Linked DNA regions of Homo sapiens: all the other regions are linked to region 1. Evidence: read pairs that join two places in POLR2A ChIA-PET (ENCODE). Cell type or tissue: HepG2. All regions are shown on one strand.

The links. ChIA-PET counts read pairs that join two places held together with the same protein. Peaks named below come from ENCODE experiments on the same cell type or tissue, not always from the same donor. Only the 100,000 strongest peaks of a DNase experiment are listed, where the experiment ranks them.
Region 2: POLR2A ChIA-PET joins it to region 1 with 22 read pairs; 4 of 35 experiments call an interaction of 5 or more read pairs at or near these places.
Region 3: POLR2A ChIA-PET joins it to region 1 with 10 read pairs; 3 of 35 experiments call an interaction of 5 or more read pairs at or near these places.

The regions. Positions count from the first base shown.
Region 1 is chr11:75,716,280-75,724,279 of GRCh38, reverse strand. MOGAT2 (monoacylglycerol O-acyltransferase 2) reads right to left here and starts at 6,442. Exons shown (of 6, transcript NM_025098.4): 1 at 6,301-6,442; 2 at 4,110-4,288. The coding sequence starts at 6,391. LOC105369392 (a long non-coding RNA gene) reads left to right here and starts at 5,995. Exons shown (of 3, transcript XR_950316.4): 1 at 5,995-6,074. In HepG2, a CTCF peak has its summit at 930 (motif pointing left); DNase peaks (open chromatin) are centred at 899, 2,349, 4,429, 5,389 and 2 weaker places; H3K4me3 peaks cover 3,604 bases.
Region 2 is chr11:75,779,170-75,787,169 of GRCh38, reverse strand. DGAT2 (diacylglycerol O-acyltransferase 2) reads right to left here. Exons shown (of 8, transcript NM_032564.5): 2 at 2,424-2,552. Among named protein-coding and RNA genes, the nearest start is that of DGAT2, 14 kb to the right of the region's middle. RefSeq lists a silencer at 432-726 and an enhancer at 5,192-5,758. In HepG2, no CTCF peak of the experiment used is centred here; DNase peaks (open chromatin) are centred at 629, 2,909, 4,039 and 4,379.
Region 3 is chr11:75,788,362-75,796,361 of GRCh38, reverse strand. It overlaps DGAT2 (diacylglycerol O-acyltransferase 2), which reads right to left. Exons shown (of 8, transcript NM_032564.5): 3 at 6,067-6,174; 4 at 5,631-5,701; 5 at 1-34. Among named protein-coding and RNA genes, the nearest start is that of UVRAG-DT, 22 kb to the left of the region's middle. In HepG2, no CTCF peak of the experiment used is centred here; DNase peaks (open chromatin) are centred at 381 and 3,191.

The sequences.
Region 1 (8,000 bases):
TGGAACAGAGGAGATGCTCTGGAAAGGGTATAGCATGAAGGAAGGAAGGAATGAGCCCAATGGATGAGGCTGGTACAGCCTCAGAAGGAAGGCTCCCTGACCCCAATCCTATCCTGGCATGTCACCAGGGTTCCACTAGTGGGAAAAAGAACCTTGAGTCAGGAGACCCCGGTTCTGCCGCTGGCTCATCACATGACCATTGCCAAGCCCCTGTCCCCTCTGTGGCTCAATTATTTCTGTCCCACAGGACACTGATAACGCCTCCCTGGCAGGGTTGCTACAGGGTTCAAGGGGGGTAAACAAAGAAGAGGGGAGGTTTGTGAAGTGCTGTGGTCTGTCTCCCTCCCTCAGTTCTGTTAGGCGAGGGGAGTGTGACTAAGCGAAGATAGATGGCTGTCTGGGGAAAATCCTGCCTGGGTGCATGCCCTGGCAGGCTGGGTGTGCAGTAGGCAGTGGGGCCTGGAGAAGGGCACAGCCAGGTTACTAGGCTCTGGGGGCTGCTATTGCTTTTAGTTGATATAATTTATGCACCATAAAATGCATCCGTTTAAAGTATGACATTCAGGGTTTCAGTATATTTAAAAGGTGTGGGATAGGTGTGGTGGCTCACACCTCTAATCTCAGCATTTTGGGAGGCCAAGCAGCCTGGCAACACAGTGAGACTCCATCTCTACAAACATTTTTTTAAAAGTTGTGGTGGTGCGTGTCTGTAGTCCAAGCTACTTGGGAGGCTGAGGCAGGAGGATTGCTTGAGCCCAGGAATGAGGATCCCTACTGTCTCTTCACCCCATGATCCCTGCGGGGCCTGGGCAGTAAAGGCGTGTGGGAGGGTGGGAGGGTCTATGGAAAGAGCGTCTACAGGCCACAGCCCCACCCCACAGGCCCAGCTTAGGACATAGTCAAAATGAACATCATCTCGCCCTCTGCTGGCCACTCAGTGGCATTGTCACCCTCGGCAGATGGTGCTGCAAAGGGCCTGCGGTGAGGAAGGATCCTGGAAAAAAAAACAAAAAACAAAACAGTGCACAGAGCCAGGTGCAGTGTCTGACACCTGTAATCCCAGCACTTTGGGAGGCTAAGGTGGGCGGTCAGGAGTTCGAGACCAGCCTGGCCAACATGGTGAAATCCCGTCTCTACTAAAAAAATACAAATCAGCCGGGAGTGGTGGCGGGCACCTGTAATCCCAGCTACTCAGGAGGCTGAGGCAGGAGAATCGCTTGAACCTGGGAGGTGGAGGTTGCAGTGAGCCGAGATCACGCCACTGCATTCCAGACTGGGCAACAAAAGTGAAACTCCGTCTCGAAAAAAACAAAAACAAAACCAAAACAAAGAAACAAAAAGATGCACATAGAATTTCTGCAAATCGAGGCCTGTGTCCCACCAGTGTCAACAGTACTAAGGTTGAGATATCCTCCTCAAAAGCCACCTGGCTGGGGAAGGAGCAGGAAGGACGGACGTTGATAGGGTAGGCGCAGAGCTGCCTCAGCATTTCTGCCAGACCTGCAAATGGAAATGCTCCAGGTGCAAAGAGGGCCAGATGCTGTCCTTTGAGGCCATTGGGCTGGCTGAAGACACCCCGGGAGAACTTTCAGGTGAGCAGTCCCAGTCCTGCGGAATGTCCTCCAATGGCCTCCACCCTCTGACCTGAGGGCCTCCCCAGCCTCCTCTGCAGGCCTGCCTTCTGCTTTAGCCGCGCTGAATGTCAGGCTGTGGCTCAGAACTCACCCTGCGGCAAGTGTCTGGGCCTGTGCTTGTGTGTTTGCCTTTTCAGGCTGCTTTTCCTTTCCCCCCCGGTGAGCTTGGGATTCAGCTCAAGAGTGGGAAGTGAGACCAGAGCCAGAACCTCTGAAGCTCTCCCGGAGGCCAGAGCCTGCTTCAGGTTTTCTTTGGCTTGGTCCCTGATGTCACACACACGTCCCCAGGCTGGCCACAGCACACTTTCCCAGGGAAACTCTGACCTTCCTGGCACAGAAGAGGAAGCCCAGGCTGGAGAGAGGAGAGGCAGGAAAGGGAGGTGAATCTCAAAGTGCAGAGGTCCTGGGGTGGGGATGAGGACTCTGCCTCTGACACGTCCATGACTGCTCCCAGAACTCAGCAAGCCCTAAGTTTCTTTGCTGACAAGACCCAGGAGTGGGCCCTGCAGGAAACACATATGAGGTGCAGGGGAAACTGCCCCCATCCTGAGCCCCCCAGGCTAGACCATGTTCCGCCTTACCACATCTACCACCCTTCGTGAGCACGGCAGTCTCTGCCAGCCGCTGCCCGCTGTCTGCCCAGCACCCCCATTGCCCTTTGCCCTGGAGGCCCTGCTCACTGCAGTGCTAGAGGCTCCTGCATTCCAGCTGTGGCTCAGCCTTTGCTAGTCCTTCTTGGGCCCCTGGACTCTCAGAAGGGAGCAAGGCAGGAACCCCAACCACCCTGCGTTCCCATAATTCAGACAAGTTGCTTAACTTTGGTGGGTTTGTTTCCTCTACCCCTCCCCCTTTGCAAGCTGGAGACCTTGTTTCTGATGGGACAGGAAGAGGTAGGGTTCCCAGGCGGGGTGGGAGAAGTTACGTAGGTGTGGAGGTCAGAGCAGCAGGGCTTGGGCTCTCAGAGTCCTCCCCAGACTCGAGGTCACGACCACACTTCCTCAGAGTCCCACTGCCGAGGTAAAATAATACTAGCTACCTGTTTACTGAAAACCTACAAAGTGCTAGCCAGGCACAGTGGCTCACACCTGTAATCCCAGCACTTTGGGAGGCTAAGGTGGGCAGATCACCTAAGGTCGGGAGTTCGAGACCAGCCTGACCAACATGGAGAAACCCCGTCTCTACTAAAAATACAAAAATTAGCCAGGTGTGGTGGCCGGCACCTGTAGCCCCAGCTACACGGGAGGCTGAGGTAGGAGAATTGCTTGAACCTGGGAGGTGGAGGTTGCAATGAGCTGAGATCGTGCCATTGCACTCCAGCCTGGGTGACAGAGCGAGACTCCATCTCAAAAAAAAAAGAAAACCTACAAAGTGCTTTACTTGCTTTGTCTCATTGAATCTACACAACCCAGTGAGGTATGTGTCATTATCCCCATTTTACATATGAGGAAACTGAGGCTCAGAGAGACCAACTTACCTACGATCATACAGCTGATATGGTATGGGGCAGACTTGGGATCAGAATCTAGTCTGCCTGTCTCCACGGGCCATATCTTACCCCTTTCTTCTCTCCTGCTTCCAGAGGAGGGCCAACTGCCCCTGCCTGTCCCTTCTCTGCGTCCCCACTGCCTTCCCCATCCTATCCCTTCTGGCCAATAAACCATCACTGCCTGGCTGCATAGATCAAGGCTTTAAATTGCCTGGGATTCCGTTGAAGGAGCCGAAAGATCTGCTCACTCAAATCCAGGGATCTGCTCTGCTCTGGACACAACTTCAAGTCCAGGGCCCAGCGTCCACAATGACCACGAGGTGACAGGAGTCGGAAAGCCAGAGATTTGAAGGCATGCAGAGGAGGAGGAATCAGTGTACTTACTAGATACATGGGGAGACTGAGCCTCAGAACAGGATAAAGCTTTGCCCAAAGATATACCACATGCCAGAGTTAGGGTCAGGGTAGGATCTGAGAACAATTCAGGGCTCTCTCCTCTGTCCCTTTGCCCACAGTCAGTGTACACACTTGGAAATCTGTAAAAGAACTTGCTGTGTGACCTTGGTGACATTTCCTCCATCTCTGGGTGTCAGCCTCCTCTTCTGATGAATGTTAAGTGTGAGGCTAGATGGTCCTTAGAACCTGTAAGTTTATTACCTTCACTCCCAAGCCTGGGCTGCTGATGGGTTTGTGCCTTTAAGATACATAGGCATGCCTCACACCATATAACCCACAGAACTCCTTCAAATGCTGGACATCCATCAATCCACATATTGGCCCCGCATCCCTGCAGATGCGAAACCATGATCGGAGAGAAGCTGGACTCTTCTCTAGGTCACATAGTAGCGGAAGCCCTAGCTCCTGCCTCCCAGCCCAGTACCCTCCTCAGTGCATGCAGGGCCATATTCTCCCATGGAGACGTCGGCACTCTGGCCCTGACCACACCCCAGCCAACTCCCTCCCCAACCCCAACCAGCCTCAATACTCACCGAGATGGGGAAATAGTCCTTCATGTACTTCCATATAGTCCAGCACCTGATGGCCTGGATGTGCCGGCCCCCCTGCCGTGGCTTGTCTCGGTCCAGATACCACCAGGCCGCATACAGGACAGTGAGGAGCCAGAATCTTGTAAACAGGAGGGCTATGAAGCCCACAGTGCAGATCTCGGCTGGGGAGGGAAGAAGGAGCTGTCAGGGACAGGGGTCTGAGAGGAAGGCAGGTGAGATTGCTCAGACTGAACTCTGCCCATAGGCCTGGCACTAGCAGCACTGTCCTGTCCAATCCTCGGGCCCAGGAGGAAGACAGCAGCTTCCGGGGCATTCAAAGAGGAGACAAAGTCCCTGAGAGGGACTACGGCCAGCCCAGTGTCACTGGGAGCACGCGTTGAGCCTAGGTAGGCCTAACTCCAAAGCTCACTTTCTCCCACTGCACCAGGCCGCCTAATTCACTCCATCCCCTGCCTGTCCTCCTTCTCCCCAGGAGAGTTGTTTGTACTCATTAAGTGCTCAATCAATGGGGACAACTGGTTGGATAAACTGTTCTAGTTTCCATCTTTTGGGATCTCAGAGCAAAGGGAGACCCTTTCCTGCTCTCTTTCTGTTCATCCTCTGCCCCATTTTCCCAGAGATAAATCCAGCCAGGTGCCTCCCCTTATTCAAGCCCTTCATGACTTCCCCATAACTTTGGGCACAGTCCAAGTAGCTCAGCCTGGCCTCCAGGAGCCCCAGAGCTGGCCCTGTCCCTCCCGCTCCTGCCTCTTGTCTGTGGCCACTCTGAACTACACAGTGTTCCCAAACCTGCTGAGCTCTGATTCCTTTGCCTTCAGTGACCAGTGACGTTTGTTGTTGAAAGGAGGGAGGGAGGAAGAGGCCAGCCCCTGGCCGCCCCATAATCAGGGGTGCATCAGGGCTAAGACCAGGCCTAGTGTGGAATTCCCCTCTGACTGATGGTTTCTCAGCCCTTACTGGAGGCAAATCCTTGATTGTTTGGCTCATCTGTGCAAAGGGGGTATACAGGAATGTGTAAAATGTCTAAAAACCCTTAGAACAGAGACACAGCTCAACCAGAAGGGATGCTAGGGCAGGGTCCTGGAGGGCCTGCTTTGCCAAGGGGGAGTTTTTTCACTACAGAATTGTGGGGGAGTTTCTGAGGAAGTACGTGTGTGTGTGTGTGTGTGTGAGAGAGAGAGAGAGAAAGAGAGATGGCTACTGAGCAATGTGTTCAGAGTGTGTCAATATTTTAACAACCAGGAGAGTGGTATCTGTGTACAGGCTGAACCTCAGCCCTGGAAGCAGCAGTTCCTACCTTGTCTGGTGCCAGCAGATGAAAGGAAAAACCCCACGGACTCCTAGTCATTCTCCCTTCCCAAGCCACAGATCCAGACCCTCCTAGAAAATGTTACCTTTGGCAGAGCTATTGTTTGGGCAAGGGTGATCTCTCTGGCCACAAATCAGTGGTGGGGTGGGTAAGGGGCCATGCTCATGCCCTCCAGTGTGAGCCCAGCCCAGGGTCCAGGCCAGGTCTGTGCCAAGCAGAGGTCAGCACATTTCTTCATTTCCTTCACAATAGCCCTGCAAGGCCAGCATTGTTGTCCCCGTTCTGCAGATGGTGAAGTCGAGGCTTGGAGAGGTCAGGCATGGGCTGGCTAAAGTCAGTTGCCCAGCTGAGTCTGACTCCGGGTTTCCTGGTACCCAGCATGCCCACTCCACAGTCCACTCTCAGTCTGCACCTTCTCCCCACCCTTCTTTTCTTTCCCTGTTTCTCTCACTTACCCTACTACCAGCCCCAGTTTCCTCCTCCCTGAGCGCACAGAAGGAAATCTCTCCTCTCTGAGCAGGCTGCAGAGCCCAGAACTTTCCCGTCATCGCCCAGAGGCTTTCCCACACCACTTGGCAGCCTGCAGACTGGTCTTCATCCAAGTGCCAAAGGAGAACCCACAGTGCAAGCCAGGAAGAGTAAGTAACCTGCCCAGAGCAGCAGACGGTGACTTCTACCCCACTCCACCCCCAAGAAGCCTCTGGGCAGGCCCAGGAGTTCTCTCTGGGCAGGGGCTCTGAGCGCAACAAAGCCCCCTTTAGGATAAATGTCTTGCCACCATCAATGTGCTGTGTGCACCTGGTGTGGCTGCTCTGCCCCACCTGAGTGCGGTGGTCTCCCGTCTTACAGTGCAGCCCAACTTACCCAGTGCCAAGAAGGAGAAGACAAACTGTAGGACAGCAAGTGTCTGCAGCCTGCGCTCCCACGGCATAAACAAGGGCGCGAACTCTACCATGCTGGCGGGTCAGCCTGGCTCCCGCAGGTTCTGTGAGCTCTGCTGTGGTCTGAGGCACCCACAGGTTTTTGTTCCCTCCCCAGGTTGTAGAAGCTGGCAGGGAGAGTGCCACACCCAGCCCAGCCCAGCCCAGCCCCAAGGCCTCCTTGCCCCTGCTGAGGCAGGAAATTCTATCCTACAAGAAACCTTTGAATCTACCTGCTGGAGCCTGGCTAAGGAAGGAGGAAGAGAAGGGGTTGTATAGCCTTTATCAACTTTCTCAGGCAATGCCTTATCTGCATGGCTGCCTTTCCCCAATTGCTTAAATCTTGTCCTTCCTATAACTAGGCAGGTGAAGCCCCAAGCATATGCAATCTCACCCCCTTCCCACCTATTCAATGACCTGGCCCCAAGGTCAATGGATAGGATAACCTTGTCCTGTCCATTGTTCCCCCTCCACACATATGCTGTACTAACTCCCACCTAAAAATCCCCACCCACACTGTGTCCTCCACCTCCTGCCCCATTTTTCTGCTCACTCACACAGCAAACTCTCGGAAGAGCTATCTTTCATGCCTTCCTGTCCTCACCTCCCATCTGTGGTACCACAAATGGTGGTCCACACTTCAGGTATCACCCTTCCACAAAACTGCCCTTGGCAAGTTCCCTAGTGACCTCCATGATGTTAAATCCAGTAATCAATTCTCAGATCTCATCCTGACCTATTGGCAGCATTAGATATGGTTGATCATTCCCGTTTCTTTGAAACCACTTGGCCTTTGGACACTATGCTCTCCCAGTTTTCTTCCTAGCTCTCTGGCTGCTCCCTTTGTGCCTCTCGTCTTTCACCAGGCCAGCTGTTCGAGTCCCCCTCCTCCACTCCATCCTCGGGACTTCTCTTTTCTCTCCAGTTTCTGCTCTCTGAGATCTCATCCAGGCTCACACCTTGCATTGTATTTACACAGCAAAGACTTCCAAATCTGCATCTGCAGCTCTGCTCCCTGGGGCTCTAAACTTGAATCTCTAGGTGGCTCCTTGACATCTTCACTTGAATGCCTGATAGGCACCTCCATCGTAGCATGTCTAAAGGTGAACTTGATTCCCTCCCCCACCTCCCTTCTGCCCCACTGACTCCTCCTCTGCTCTTTCCCATCTCAGTAAAGGGTAATGCCATTTACCCAGTTGCTCAGGCCAAAACCTGAGTCACACTAGATCCCTTCTGTTCTTCTCCATCCACCTCTACCAGTCACCATGTCCTATCAGTTCTTCTAAGTCCCTCCTTTTAAATGTCAACTTCAAATTGACGTATACCATACATACGGAAAAATGCACAAATCCTAAGCGGACAGAGAAATGTCTTTTCACAAAGTGAAAGTTATCACCACTCTGATCGACAAACAGAACTTACCTAGCACCCCTTCTGGCCTTGCCAGTCACTGCTCTCCTCCCTGTAGCTCAGCACCATCCTCATCTCTGTTCTTGAACTTTATGAAAACTGAATCATTTAGTGTATACTCTTTTGAGACATCATATGTGCCTGTATTGCCTTTGTTTTCATTGCTGTATAGCATTCCATTGTGTGAATATGCCACAAAGTGTCCATTTGGACGCTGACAGGCATTTGGGCTGT
Region 2 (8,000 bases), 63 kb before region 1:
CCAATATAATAAATCACAGAATTATCAGCAGTACTTATGACACAAATAAATAACAAAGGTATTTTCATATAACTTTGTAGCAGTTGCAGATATCTTAAAAAAAATCATTTCTTCTCATCACTACTTAAGAACTATAGTAATTATTACATGTGCTGCTAGATCTTTTTATTTACTGTAATAAAAAGGCACCTGTTACTACATGTCTAATCAGCTTTTTTAATGTATAGATATTTATATTTTATTATCAGTAGTTTCCTTTGAAATCCAATGCACCTTGTATTAAATACTCTAAAACACTGAGAAAGGGCATAGGCCTCATCAAAATGACAGAGGGTTCCATGGCACAAAGTGGTGAAAAATCTCTGGTCCAGGGAGAGACCAACAGGGCCACCACGGTCTTTGCTTGCCAGGTGAGCTTCTGCCAGCAGGTTTGAGAGGCAGAGGGAAGGAGTGGCTGGGGCTGCTGAGGGCAGTAATTAGCAGTAGCTCAGGAGATCTGCCTGTCCAACGAGGCCAGGTTCCCACCTATGCGAGGCGAGGCGAGGTGAGGCCAGGCGAGGGTGTTGAGAAGATGCTGGGCCGGTTTCTGGGCTGTGGTTGGGTCTGATCAATTATTAACCTATAGCCTGGGGCCAGTCCCCATCACATGCTGCGTGAGCTGGTGTTCTACAAGCTGCTCAGCTCCCTACCAGCCAGGCCCAGACCCATTAAGACAGGGATAGTGGTAGCTTTGGGGTGCAACAGGGAACAAAGAGAGCTGGTGTAGCAGACTAGGCAGGGGGTCTGGGAGGCTGGAGTCCCTGGGTTCTTGTCCTGGTCCCAGTACTTTCTTCTCATGTGACCCCAAGTAAGGCTCCATCCTCGCCAGGCCTCCACTTCCTTTTTTAACAAGAAGGGGTCACACTGTGCTCACTACTCTAGGATTCTAGTAAGTGGCCAAATGCAAGCCATGTTAGGGGTCTGAGTCCTGAGGGAGACTGTTTAGTTTGCTCAGTTCTTCCAACCAGTGTTTGTCTTCTTGAGGCTACCTGTCCCTGTAAGACTTTGAGGACAGCTATGGCCCTTCTCCCCAGAAAAATGTGCACATACTCATATATAATCTTGCATCTAATTTTAAGGGTTCATGGATCCCCCCACTCAAAGCCCGTTCTTGGGCCTAAAGGTGAAGACTGGCTGTTTCAGCCCCAGTTCACTAATTCTGGGCTTCCAGGAATGTGGGCTCCCTGGGGAATGCACTGAGTTTCTGCTAAAATCCCAACTCTGCCATTTAATGAGCTTCACAGTAGCAGGTAGTTGATGAACCTTTGTGAATTTGCATTTTCTCACCTGTGAAGTTCTATCCCTTGGCCCTGCAAACATGGTCTCAGTCTCAGAGCGCCCCATGCACCTGCCTGAAGGACAGCTGCTCAGCACTGACATGGTAAGTCCTGATGATCCCCTACCAGCCTATACAGTCCCGAAGAGTGGGTTGCCCAGAGGGACTGGCTCACAGGCACTGGAATGCACTCTGTGATGCTCTGGAGCAGGTTCATCTGCCTTGACGTGCTGAGGAAGCTACCTGCTATGCTGAGAGCACAGGGGTCTGGGGAAAAACAAGAGGCTTCTTCCCTCCCCTCAGACATTCGTGTTGTCCTGCCCCTGGCCTGGATGGCAACCTAAGGAGTGAGGGTATCTAGCCAGACCTGCAGAAAAAGCAACCAAAGCACCGATGTGGGCTGTGCTGAGAGATAGCAGGGAGCAGGCCTCGGGAAGCACCTGGGGAATGTGCTCAGCTGAGGATGGGTGTGGGCTGGGAGTGGGGTCTGAGGGCACCTCCCGATGATTCCCATGTAATGGGGGCCCATCATGACCAGGCCCTGTGCCAGGTGCTCTCATTTCTTATCTTCAATCCTCAAAAAAGCCATGTGAAGCAGGCACTTTCCTCACACTCAAAATGAGGAAACTAACACTCAGAGAGCTCAAATAACCTGTGTAAGGTCACAGAGCTTGTCTGCAGGAGATTCAGGACTTAAACCTGGCACCAAACCACCTTAAGGCAAAGTAACATACCTGCTGGAAAATGTCTGTTGGTGGGCAGGGTGGCATTGTGGGAAAGGCACAGGCTTTGGGGGTCCTGTAGACAGGGATTCAAATCTGTGTGACCTTGGGCAAGTTACCTATCTTCTCTAAGACTTGAGGTTTCCCATCTGTAAATGGGAACTATCACACCACCTCCCACTGAATCTTGCTGAATCTTCATGCATGCTGAGGGGTAGAGCACTTGATCTGGGACCCAAAAGATAGATGTGGAAAGGTGCTGTGGGGCAGCATGTGTAAGAGTTACTCTTATTCCCTCACCCCTGTAGAGCAGGGCTCCTGCTCTACCTCTTTTGGGGAAGTGGACACTGCCTGCCCACCTGCCCTCCCTCTAAGGCCCAGCTTACCCAGTACAAGGAAGGACAGGACCCACTGGAGCACTGAGATGACCTGTAGCTGCTTTTCCACCTTGGACCTATTGAGCCAGGTGACAGAGAAGAGGTCCTGGAGGGCGGAGAGGATGCTGGATCCAGTGCCTACAGCAGAGGGAAGATGTCAGTCCACTGTCACCCTTCTCTCCAGTCATGGGGTCCCCAGTACAAACCTCACCTCCCACAGGTACCCTTCTAGATATGAGAAGAGCATCAGCTATAGAATCAGACAGACCTGGGTTCAGATCCTAGCCCTCCACCTCATGGCTTTGTAACTCTGGGCTGTCTGCATGCTCCCCTGTGCCCTGGTTTCTATAGATACACAATGGGAATGGTATCGCACTCGGGGTCATTTTGGAGACCACATGAAGTATCTAAAGAGGCTAGTCCAAGGGCTAGGCCTTGGGAAGTCTCTCATAATTGCCAGTTCTCTCCCATCCCCTCCACCCCAGTCAAACTCCTGTCCCTTATCTGAATCTAGTACAAATATTTAATTTTGCTATCTGTCTGTGAGGCCAAGGACAGAGGTTCAACATCCAATTTGCAATGGTTTTTTTTCTCCAAGTGTACTTTGAGCATCCCCAATCCCTGCTCTGCCTTCTGTATGTCCCAGACTAATACCCCTTCTCCAAGGAGCTGAACCCTCTTGCCCCCACCCCCAACACCACTGATTCCCCACACCACTACCACTTTCAGAGAGATGTAAATGTTCAGCCTCATCTCAGTGCCCAAAGCGTGGGGCCCAGAAAGGAGTAAGGTGGGAGCCTTTGCTTCCCCAAAGGGCCCAGTAGCCAGTGAGCTTCAGGCAGCCTGAAGGACACTGAGGGCTGTAATTATGTTCACTATCAATCAAGTGCCAAGCCTGGAAGTTAGGACGAGATGTGCCCACTTAATTGGCTTGGTGCCCCTAGGATGACACCCTGGACTCCAGCAGCTGATGGGCAGTAGGGACAGGAAGCCTGGTGACTGCAGGAGACAGCACTGGGGAAGAGCATGGGTGAAGGTTCCTCACCCATACCCCATTCCTTCCGGCAGCTGAAGAAGTGGGCCACCTCAAACCCCTCTTTGCTGAACCCCCACTACATGCCCTTTGCTCAACACATCTTCACCAAGCACCTACTGTGTGCCCATTAAATATTCCTTCATACCATCTGCTCTGTGAAAGACCCAGAGCACAGATGAGTTAGTCACAATCTTGTCCTTGAGGGTCTCATGACCTTTCAACTGAGCCTACAAGCTGGGAGCAGGGAGAAAGACGGATTTAGGGGCCTACACTCAAGCCTTTGCTTTTCTTCAAAATCTGCAAAGCAACAAAGCCACAGCAGAGTTTAGAAAGATATCTACCCTTATGAGCTGAAAGTTAACAACTGCTTTGACTTTTAGGAGGAAGGAAGGAAATGCTAGGCCTCAAGATGGCCCCTTTCCCTGGTGTGATGCATCAGAGGGAAAGGGCTTAGTTTAGCAGAAGAGTCAAACCTAGGTTCAGACTTTGGTTCTACTCACTATGTGACCCCAGGCAAGCTTGCAGGGTTCACTGCCACATCCTCAGTGCACAAATTGGGTGTTCAGTAGCATCTAATAACACCACTGGCATAACTGGGGTGGAGGCGGCAGGATGTGAACTCACAAAAGCAAATAAAGAGGCTGGGCCATAGAGCCATTCCAGAGGTCTGCCTCATAATTGCTCCTTCGCCCCCTTTACAAAAATCCTACCTTCATAGGACTTTCCCACCTCCAGACTTGCCCAGCAACCCATCTTAGAGCCTGAGAGCCCTCTGGGGTCATCCAGTATAGCCTAATTGGACAGCCAGGGAGACTGGGGACCAGAGACAGGCACTGACTAGCCCAGGGCTACCCAGGCAGTAGGCGGCAGAGCCAGGACTGAAACCCAGCATTCCTGACCCTGCTTAGAGGACCTCCCCTTTCCCCAGAGCAGCTCTGAGTGCAAAGGCTCTGTACACAGGACACAGTCGGAGGGTCATGCTCAGGGCCTGGTCAACCTGCCCAGCAGTGGGACCTGGCCAGATGAGTTCATCACATGCTTATCCTTGAGGGTCTCATAACCTTTCACCTTCACCTACAAGTGGGACAGGACTGGGTGAGTATATAAGGGAGGGAAGTGAAGTCCAAGCACAGGCTTGAACCCTTGATCCAAGGGCTGGGGCTGGACAAGTCATCTTCCAGCAGCTGGCTCTGCCTCCTGAGCCATGCTGGATGAAGTGAAGCAGGAGCCATGGCCACCGGAGGCTGGTTAAGTGGCAGGTGAGTTCCTGTTCCATCTGAGGCAGGCTGGATGCCCTGGCTAGACAGAAGACAAAATGTACTCTAGCACTTTCCTACTCAAAGCGTGGTCTGGGAACAGCAGCATCAGCATCACCTGGGAGCGGGTTAGAAATGCAGGACTTTGGGCTCCAGACTGGATTTACTGAATCAAAATCTGCATTTTAACAAGATCCCCAGGTGATTAAGTCTGAGAAACACCACTATAAATGCTTCAGTCCAAACACTCAGGTAGGGGCTGGGGTGAGACACAGCACCGGGGAACACCACCTTCTATTTGGCAGGAAAAAAAGGCAAAGCATGCCTTCTCGTGGCTGACTTGCTTCCCGTTGCAGACAGGCCCCTGAAGCCAGTGGTTTGAGGGGTGCGTAGGGAAGAGGCATGCTGGGAGTCAACTTATCTAGCTCCCTACCTTGACGCCAGGGCCAGCCCCCATGCAGCTTGGAGGAGGAGTATAGAAATTTCACTGATGACATATCCCCAACTGAAACAACTGAGAAGACCTAAAAATTCTTCATCGTGCCTAATCCAAATCTCTCTGCTAAGCTTATTAGGTGTCTTAAAATTAGGTAAAGTCATAGCGCAGGAAACGCACGCCATCTTGTTCAACCCTCACCCCGTTATACAGACTGGAAATTGAGGGCCTGCGGGAGTCTCCCAAGTCCCGCAGCAAGGTGGGTCTGCAGGCTCAGGCTTTTCCCACACTGCTGGTTCGGTTCTCACCCTGCCTTATCCAGCCCCAACTACCGCCCACAGCTCGCTCTGCCAACAAGTGGGAAATGCAGTCTACCAAGTGAACCCTCACTTCCCATCTGCCTGGGCAACTGTACCGGGACTGCTGCAAGGTGGTGAGCTCTAAGTCCCAAATACCAAATGGCAAGTGCTTCCGTGGGCGTTAGAGTTGGGAGGCTCCTGGAGAGGGAAGCTGGGAGGACTGCACCTCTGCTTTCTCAGGCCCAGGCCCTCTCAGGCAATCCCAACCTGGCTGACCATGGAGGCCGTGGCCTGGGAGCTGGCCTGGCCATGGATGCTGAACCCCGGGCCAGTGGGAGCCCCCAGTCCACCTCAGAAATATTCTAGGCAGAGGCCCTTCCCTGCTTTGCTTACCTGATGATTCCCTGATAATGAGATAAAGCAATACATCCTTCAAAACCCAGAGATGGTGATAAGGCAGCAGTCTTCCAGGAAGCCTTTGGAAAGAGAAGGCCTTTCCTTCTCTGGGATGATAAACACTAAGGTCTATGCAGGCCTGGAATTGCCAGGGGCTATCTTGCCACCCACAGAAATAACCTATTTGAAGATAAAGTCAGACCCGCACAATGGAGAAACAAAAGAGCATCCTCCTCAGGGTTCCCACAGCCTCTGGCCTTGTTCTAACTGCTGATTACAAGCTGATTCTCCATCACACTGGAAGCTGCCCGAAGGCCAGGCCTGGGTCTGATCCATATCTGGATCCCCAGTGCCCTGTCAGGCCAGCCCCAAGGAGGTGCTCTGGCCACTCTTCAGGCCCCCGGAGTTCCCTCCATGCAGGGCTGAGTGAAAGGTATGATGCACAAGAGGCCCATAAAGCTTTGGGAGACCCTCCATGCCCTTGCACAGGCACTTGGACTCCTGTGAGTTTGGCACCAACACCCTATTTTGATGGTGATACCGGGTCAAGGTCACTCAGCCAGATGCTGGCAAAGCTGAACCCAATTCAGGCCCAACCTTCAGGCCTGCATCTGCTCCGATGTTGCATGTCCCCAAGTTCCTTCTCTCTGCTCCCCACAACAAAGCAGGGGGCAGTGGTGGGGAGCTGGAAGGGGAAGGGGAGAAATGAATGATCTGTTTTCCTTCAGAGGGGTGGGTCAGGAGCAGGCATCTTCTACAGCAGGTAGAGTGGCAGCAGGACTTGGGTTTCTAGACCCAGCTCTGCCACCAACTCCCATGCTAAGTCTCCTCACCTCTCTGGGCTTCAGTTTCCCCATCTATGAAATGGGGGTAAGGAGGGTGAAGTCTGTGATCTCTGGCACCCACCCTCCTGAGGACTCCTGTCAGGGTATTTGGGACCTAGAGCTTACCATCTTGCAGTAGTTCTGGTACCGTTGCTCAGGCAGATGGGAAGTGAGGGTTCAGTTGGGCACCCCCAAAACACTGCCAGTCCTTGCCACCTGGCTGTCAGTACTTCCTCTGCCCCAGCTGTGGCTGGGAGGAGTCCAGCAGAAGCTGGTGGGGATGCCGATGCTGCAATCAGATGCCACCACATGCCACCACCTTCACACCCAGTCTGACTGTTCCTGACTCCTGGGTGGGGCCACCAGGGAGCCTCAGCATCCAGCCAAGTCCCTGCTCCTATCTGCCCCCTCACCACATCTGCACTCTCTCTGCACACTCCCACAGCACCAATGTCACTTTACTTGGCCATCCCACTGCCAGTGACGCATGGGTGCCAGGACTTGGTACCTGATTCATCTGTGGTAAGAGGGGCTCATAGAGGTTTACTGCATAGCTGAGCAAATCCATAAGCAAATCCAGAGCAGCCTCAGAGGCAGCTATAGGCCTGGATGCCCAAGTTAGACTGGGCTGCCTGGCAGGAGGCAAAACCAGCCCCATCACTGAGGACTGACCCCAGAGATGGGGGATGAGCCTCTTTTGCCCTCCCTAGGTACAAGTTTCTCCACCTATAAAGGGAACACAACCCTGCTACCTACAGATGTCTCTGTTTTATGGGGGCAGATGAGACAGGCTGTAGGGGAAGATTCCCAACAGAAGACTCAAATGGCTGCTCCCAGGCAGCACTTGCTTTACACACAGCTCATTTGCTCCTACCTTTGGGGAAGGCAGAGGGAGTAGAGCTGCCAGAGAGGCCCAGAGCAGCTCTTTTACCACCCGGAAAGCAATCCCCTTCTCCTGCGCCTATGTGGGGCTTCACCGTCCCACAGCACTCTCTGGGAAGGTAGGCAAGGGGAGAACTGGCAATCCTGTTTCACAGAGAAGGAAACTGAGGTGAGGTGAAGCCCAAAGAGGCAAAATCACTTGCTTGAGGTCAGGGTGTGGGAGCCAGGACTTAAAGAAGGTATTCAGGCTCCCAGTCCCTCATCATCTCTACAATGCTACGCTGTTGAGCGCTGGCCCCACCAAACACGCCAGCCCACACCTGGACTTCAGGAACATATCCTGGCAAAGGAGAGCTCCCTCCTCTGCCCATATCATGCTCAAAGTCTCATGTGGATGTTCTAGTGAGACTGGATTCCACCCCCGCAACCCATGTGCTTTCAAGCAGTTCTCAGACCC
Region 3 (8,000 bases), 72 kb before region 1:
TCCTGGTGGTCAGCAGGTTGTGTGTCTTCACCAGCTGCAAGGATGACCTTGGGTCAGAGGAAACTGGCTGGGAGAGGGATACCGGGGCATACCCGGAGGGTAGGGAGGGATTGGATGTGTCATTTCCCCTGGACCTCCATGGGCCTGAGGGCTGCAATGAATCTCCACACCTTACCTCAGACTCTCATCCCCAGGGCCACAGTGCTGGTGTTGGGCAGTCACCATTTGCACTGTGGGTCTCTGGGAAGGGGTGGGCAATGTTTGCCCTTGTTCCTCTCAGTCTTCAGCCATGCACACAGCAGCTCTTCTTTGCACTCTGCCAGCCTCCTGCCTTCCCTCCCTCTGGGCCCATCCTTTTCGCAACAGCCAGAGTGATTATTCTAAAACTCAAATCCAACCCTTGTCACTCTTAGACTGGAGAGTGTGTCTGGCTTCATGTGAGTAAAGTCCAAGTTCCTGAGTTTGGCAACCGGGGCCTTGGCTGCAAGCTCTGCCCCCACTGTCAGTCTCTCCAAACTGTGAGCTCCTTGGAGGTAGGGTTTACTTGGCCCTGTGCTCTGTGGGCTCCTCCACAGCTCACAGAATGAGACAGGCAGCCCACCTCCTACTCCCCTGGCCTGGAAAAGGGACACTGCAGCTGGCCCAAATGGAAACTTTCCCACAGTCAGCTGGGCTCAGTTCAGGTTCTAAGGCAGGAAGGACAAGACAGGACAAGCGACAGCCCTGTGCCAGCCAGCCTGGGGTAGAGGTTAGTTGTAAGGCTGCAGCAGCTGAGGACCTGACCTGTGGTACTAAGGACACTGGGATGCTCTAAACGATGATTGGCTTCCTCAGGGCCCACCTCCTGCCCTGGGGCTGGTGCTTGAAGGGGTGGGTGATGCAGTGTCCCTAAACCCTGAGTCATGAGAGGCAAAGCCTGTGACACCTACCCTGTGTTACAAGGAATGTGATGGGGGTGGAAGAGGCTGAGAGAGACAATGAGTAAGGGTATTCTGCTCATAAAAACATCATTTTTATTCTGATTAGAAAAATAATAGGGCCAGGCATGGTGGCTCATGCCTGTTATCCCAACACTTTGGGAGGCCAAGGTGGGAGGATTGCTTCAGCTCAGGAGTTTGAGACCAGCCTGGGCAACATGGTGAAACGCTTATCTCTACAAAAATACAGAAATTAACTGGGCATGGTGGCACGCACCTGTGGTCCCAGCTACTCAGGAGGCTGAGGTGGAAAGATGGCTTGAGCCCAGGAGGCAGAGGCTGCAGTAAACCGAGATTGCACCACTGCACTCAAGCCTGAGTGACAGAGTGAGAAGAAAGGAAAGAAGGAAAGGAAGAAAGGAGAGAAGGGAGAGGAGAGGAGAGGGGAGAGGAACGGAGGAGAGGGCAGAGGAACGGAGGAGAGGGGAGAGGAACGGAGGAGGGGGAGGGGAGGGGAGGGGAGGGGAGAGGGAAAAGAAGAGAAACTCCTAGAGAATTTTAAAAATATAGGAAAGCAAAAAGAAAATTTAAAAAATCCATAATATTTCCATCCAGATAAAACCATCTGACGCATTGAGTCCTTTTTCTACTCAAAAATATACATGCTCTTTTTCAAAACCCACAAAATTGAGGTTATATGGGTTGATATCATTTTTATATCATTTTCTACCAAACATACAGCTATCTGTCCTTATCAAAATCCCTCAGTTCCATATCTTCTCGTGGCTGCATTTGTATTCTACAGCACAGCTCTCATGCATGTAACAGCACTGACTCAAACCCTGATTGATGGACATTTTAAAAGCTTCCAAAATTTCCCTCTTAGAAGTAATGCTTCAATAAATACCTTATCTTTGTCCACATATCTGATTGCTTTTGTGAAACAAACTTCTAGAAATACAATTCCTGGATAACAAGGAATGAACACGTTGGTCTTTTTGGCTGCCCTGCCTCAAAAGAGGTGACATCAATGACACTCCCACCTGAGTGCTGCAAAGTGCCCCTTCCCTGCACTGGTGCCAGCTGGAAGCAGAGTCACTGGCCACCAGCAGAATGTCAAGAGCCCAGGTTTTCTGTGACTCCAGATTTGGGAGCCTCCTGGCAGAGCTGAAGGACTTGTGTGCAGCTCTGGGGGAGAGGGTGCTGGTGGCTGGCCTTGGAAAATTGAAATGCAAATCTTCAGGTGACAGAGGGGATGGAAAAGGCTGGCTGGCACCACTCCCAGCTCTGACGCTGCCAGTCTGTGCAAATGTGAGCAAGACTCCCTCACTCTCATCCCCACTGCTTGGGGCACTGATGCTCTTTCTCCCGCTTTGCCCTTGGCAAACAGATTAAAGTTGCTCAAAAACCAAACCAACTCTCAGCTACTCCCCAAATAAATGGGAAACAGCAGCAGTCTAATCCATAGCTAGTGGGGCTCGGGGCAGCGAGCAGATCTCAAAATCTCGTTTACATGAGCTCTGTTAAGATTGCTGTTCCAATGTTTTGCCTAACAAGCAGGTCTGCCCACCAAGTTAGCTCTCAGTGAAGCTGGAATTAAAAAGTTCCTTGTGCTAGTTTTGATGAAAAAGGCAGGCAGGCATTGAGGGAAGAGCTGGGGCAGCCAATACCAGGTGGGAAACTTGGAAACTTGCTCCTGAGCTGATGGCCAGGCCTGGGATAGTTACCCTGGCAGGTGACCATCACGCCGTGCAGCATCTTTTTGTCCCCTTCCTATGGCTCCCCCGACCTTCCCACTGGGCCGATAACCAGGAACCCACAGCACTGCATGGGCTGGCAGAGCCCTGAAAGGTCTAAGCCATTCCTTGGATGACGGGGGGAAGCTGAGGCCTAGAAAAGGGAGCTGCAATTCCCCTGTGGAGGTCACAGCAAATTATCCTGCACATCTGGAGCAGGCCAGTCGCTGCACTTTTCCCTGGGCTGCTGGATGAAGATGTGTCACCCAGTGGGCCCCAGGTGGCTCTTTAAATCATTTCCTCCCTCCCCAAGGCTCTGATGGGACATTTGGTTGAATGAGGTGCCTTGGGACACAGTGCAAGTCAATGCCCTTGCTGTAGGACCCAGAAGAATGTAGGCATCTGACCAGCTCTGATCTGTTTTCATGTCACACTCCCCTCCCCCAGGGCTGGAGAGAATGTCCGTTCTGGAAGGAGGGGAAGGATACCGCCAATGAAGGTTCTGTTGACATGCCTGCTCTTGTGTCCTCTTGCTGCCTGTTTCCCGTGGCAAAGTCCCAGCCCAACACGATGCCCAGGCCCGGCCTGCTCGCTAATGTCAGTCTGGGACACATTCCTATCAAGTCACTCTTTATACCCTCCCTCCCAGGAGAGGCAAGGTGCTCAGATAGGCTTGTCCCACCACAGCAGTGCATAGAGGAAAAAATTCAGACCCACAGAAGAGCAAAGGCTTGCTTAAGTTTACACAGCACGGCATGGTGATGGTGAAAGTAACACAGGAGTAAGACCATGGGCCCCAAAGCAGACAGCCCTGGTTCCTACACTAGTCCTGCTACTACTTAAGCTTTGTGACCTTGGGATAGTCCCTCCTCTCTGTGCCTCAGTAAGCCTATCAGTGAAATGAGGCAGATGGACAGGTGATTCTAAGCTTAGAGAGAGTGTTTCCTAGTCTCCTCTCCAAGGATTCTGCCTACACTTTGGGGAGAGGTGATGTGGGGCACTGTCTGCTCCTCTTCCAGGTGGCTGGTGGTCTCGGTGGCTGTTGCTAACACAAGAACCCCACCTGTGCCAACAGAAGGGATACACTCTGGGCCAGATGAGCTGTTCTGGCAGCAAAGACCAGAGTCCCACCAGGAAGGGAGTAGGTGGGCGGGTGGGTACAGCGGCAGATCTTCATTACATGATTACTGGCAAGAGGCCAGGAAAAGGGGGTGGGACAGGAGGGTCACACACACCCCCATAGAGTGTCAGACCTGATGTCAGATCACCAAGGCCAAGTGAAGGGGAGATTGAGGCCCAGAGGGAGAGAGGCAGGCTCAGCCTAAGCCCCGGGTTGATCAGCCTAAGCCCCGGGTTGAGGCTCAACACCCCAGCCTGCCTCGGGCCCAGTTTGGCTTTTGTCCTAGTGCCCCAGGGAGCCCTCACAGGGCCAGGTTGTATGTGCCCTAAGGCTCCAACTCCCAGCTGACTTCTTGGAACAGAGATGTGAGAAGGACACAGGGGTTTGTTTGGTTCTTTTGGAAGGGTGGAGATCAGATAGCAAAGGACACCTGCCTGTCCCAGGTCTGACCAACAATCATCAGGTCATCCTGTTCTAAGTGGATGGGGCTACTGGCCTCCTGGAGACTTCCAGAGGACCAGGCCACAGTGGCAACAGAGAACACTGGAGCCTGGCCCCTGAGGTGAGAGAGAAAGCAGAAAGAACAGTCTATCATCACTCCCACCCAATCAGAACTGATTACTTTTCATCATACAGACAGCTCCATTTTGCAGATGAGGCTCAGCAGGCTTGAGAAAGTCTGCCCATGGCCCCATGGCAGAAAGTGACAAAGTCTATCAGGATGCAATAGACACCCCAAGGGCAGGGCTGACTTGTGTCCCCATGCCCAGCACAGCCCTGCACTGGACAGGGAGCAATGGTGGCAGGTTAATAAATGGAGTGACAGGGCAGGAACTTAAACTGAGATCTCCAGCAGCAACGGGGGAGAGGGAGACCCAGGAAGCTGGAATCAATCCAATGGGGAAATCCAGGGATTGAATCTCTCCCAGAGAAACAGGCAGTAGGAAATCAGTGGAAAAGAACCTGGGCCCTGAATTCAATAAGCCTGGATGGTGGTTGCAATGTTGCCATCATACTAGACTATGCAGCCTGGACAAGTCCTGCCCATCTCTGAGGCTCAGTTTCTTTACCTCCAAAATTAGAGGGTTGGGTCCTATGATGCAACTTTCTCCCAACAAAAACAGCTTCAAATTTTCTGCAGTTAGAGAGATGGGGTCAGGAAAAGGAGAAGGAACGCTGACCCTGAGGAGCAGGAAGGTCCCGGGAAGACTGGGCTTAGGCTAAGGATGAGCAGAAGGAGCTGGCCCTGCCACCCCCAAAATACCGAATGCAGTGAAGGATGCAGGGTTACCCAGCCACTGCCCCCAGGCAACACACCAGGATCTCAGTCACTGACTCACAACAGCAAATATACACCACCCTGCACCCTGCACAGAACTCTTTCACATTCACGTGCTGCCTCCACTCTTCAGCACCCCTACCTTCTGCAGGGTACTCAGCAGCTAGGGTGTGCTGGAGCTGGGGTGTGGAGTGAGCTGGCCAGACAGGTCTTTCCCCTGTGGGGAAAACCTTCAGGATCCTGCCAGAGTTATCCTCAATTCACCAGGATTGCCCACATGCATCAGGGCCAGATGGCTGTGCCTCACCAGCCCAGCTTGCAGACCAGGCAGGGGCCAGACAGAGCTGAGACTGAAAGCCAAACTGAGCCACCATTTCCCTGTCAGGACCTCAGGGCTGGCCCAAAGAAGATGGATACTCAGAAGAGCAGTGGGGTCCCCAGCACAGCCAGTGACACAGTAGAAAGGAAATGAAGAGACCAACTTGGTCTAAACTTGCTTCCCTGTGGGTGGGTTAAGGCCTGAGTTCAGATTTCCCATCCATTCCCACCCTCCCAAAACAACACTCACAGCACTTTACCTGGATGGGAAAGTAGTCTCGAAAGTAGCGCCACACAGCCCAGTTTCGGACCCACTGTGACCTCCTGCCACCTTCCAGGGAATAAAATACAGAGTTGGTGGGGGTGGGGGTACATTTGGGCAAGGCAGACAAGACAGGGCCAGTGTGAAACCCAAGCAGGTGACCATCACCCCATGCACCATGCCCCCTTCCCATCAGGCCCCTTTCCACATTCATTCCTTCATGTTATGCAAACCCTCGACTGAGTGTGAACTCTTGTCAGGACCAGAACAGTGCCCTTTGAGGGGCTTTTAACCTCCCCCCAAAAGGACTAGTCCAGTGCTTTTCACAAAGTGGGTGTTAAAAGAAACAGCACTCAGGATGAGGCCCTTCAGCTTGTGCAGGGGGAAGAGCATCCCTAGAATGAGAGGTGGGGCAAGGGAGGCCTTGCACTTACCTTTCTTGGGTGTGTTCCAGTCAAACACCAGCCAAGTGAAGTAGAGCACAGCGATGAGCCAGCAATCAGTGCAGAATATGTACATGAGGATGGCACTGCAGGCCACTCCTGGGGGGCAGATGGCCACAGGTCAGGTCCTACTGGGCTTCATCTCCCCTCTGGGCCATGGTGGATGGAGTGAGTGTTTACTGTGGCACTAAGCTAGGCACACCCAGGGCCATGGGCATGGGGCCCACAAACCCTGAGAAATAGCTACAGGAATGTTCAGCCCAGGTAGGAGCAGATTCCTGGGACAAGAGGAGCCTCATCTCCCAGACTCTGATGGACTGTCCTGGCATCGAGGGGCCCATGGGCTCCATGTTATCTGGACAGGAGCACCAAAGGAGATAGGCTTCAGCTTCTTGTGAAGCTGCTCTTACTGTCCCCTCCTTGTGTGCGCCCCCATGCCAGCACCCAGCCCAGACACTGTGGATAAGGGGAGGGAACACCTACCCAGTGCCTCTGCATCTCAAGACTGGGGCTGAGCCACTGTCTCAAGTGTAAGGCAGGGTGACTTTGCCCCATTTTAGAGATAAGAACACTGAGGCTCAAGGGGGAGATAACTTGCCCAAGGTCACCCAGCAGGACAGTGGCAGAGCCAGGATTCAAACACAGGTCTGACTCTACAGTCCGTTCTCTGTATTAGGCTTTAGAAATTCACCAAAGTCCCAGACCATCACTAGAGGGACCGGAGAGGGGACACTTGCCCAGGAGGAGGGCTGGCTCCCTTCCAACATAACGGCAATCCAGGAAGTCCCAGGCCAAAGCGCAGAGCCCATCAGCCTCCCTGTCTTCAAAAACTTCAGCAGCCAGGCACAGTGGCTCACACCCGTAATCCCAGCACTTTGGGAAGCTGAGGTGGTGGACTGCTTGAGCTCAGAAATTCAAGACCAGCCTGGGCAACATAGCGAGACTCCATCTCTACAAAAAAATTTAAAAAATTAGCTGGGCAAGGTGGCATGTGCCTGTAGTCCCAGCTACTCAGGAGGCTGAGATGGGAAGACTCCTTAAGCCAGGAGTTTGAAGCTGCAGTGAGCCATGATCGCGCCACTACACTGCAACCTGGGCAACAGAGGGAATCTCTGTCTCAAAAGTAAAAAAAAAAAAACCCTAACAGCACACTTGGAAGACTTGCCTGGGGGCTGGCTTCCACTGGTCACCATGTTCTGGGCCTGTAGGTCATAAGAGAGACTAATCTAGCCTGGCACAGAAAGGAAGGAGAGCTTGTGCCATGCCTGCTTTATCTCATGGCTCGCCACTAGCTGCCCTCAGCAGGGCTTCTCTCTTTCCATTTTTTACCCAACCTTTAAGGCCTATCTCAGACCTCAGCTCTTCAAGAAGTGTTCCCCAATATCATACTATCTACATATCATCTCTTGCCTGTGAATTTCCCACACTGGGTGGGGAGGCATCTTCTTTGGTCCTTGGCATTCAGCACAAGGGCAAGGGCAGCAGGTACTCATGTTTGGTGGGAGAAGCATGGACTCCTTCTAGGACTTTTTCCACTGCCCAAGAAGGGAGGCCAACCCTTGCTGTGTGCCCATTCCCTGGTGGTCCCAGGTGCTGTAGGCTGCCTGGCTCTGGATGTCATGCTCTCTTCTCACCATGTTGAGCCTCCTTTGGTTTCCCATGGGAGAAGATAAGGCTGGATGTAGACTCTCCATGAGCCTAAAGGGAGGGAAATGGTAGCCCCTTGTTGCCCCCCAATCTAGCCCTGTTCTAGACTCCTGAGCCAGCCTCTCCCCAGGGTAGCTAAAAACAGGGTACAACTCTCTTGTTGGGAGGAACAGTGAATACAGAGTGACGAGATGTCCAATTTTTCAGGACCAGCTTAGGGGTGTGACATCGCAGAAGGGAAGACAAGTTTCTAGGGAAGCATGTGCAGCCTACAAGAG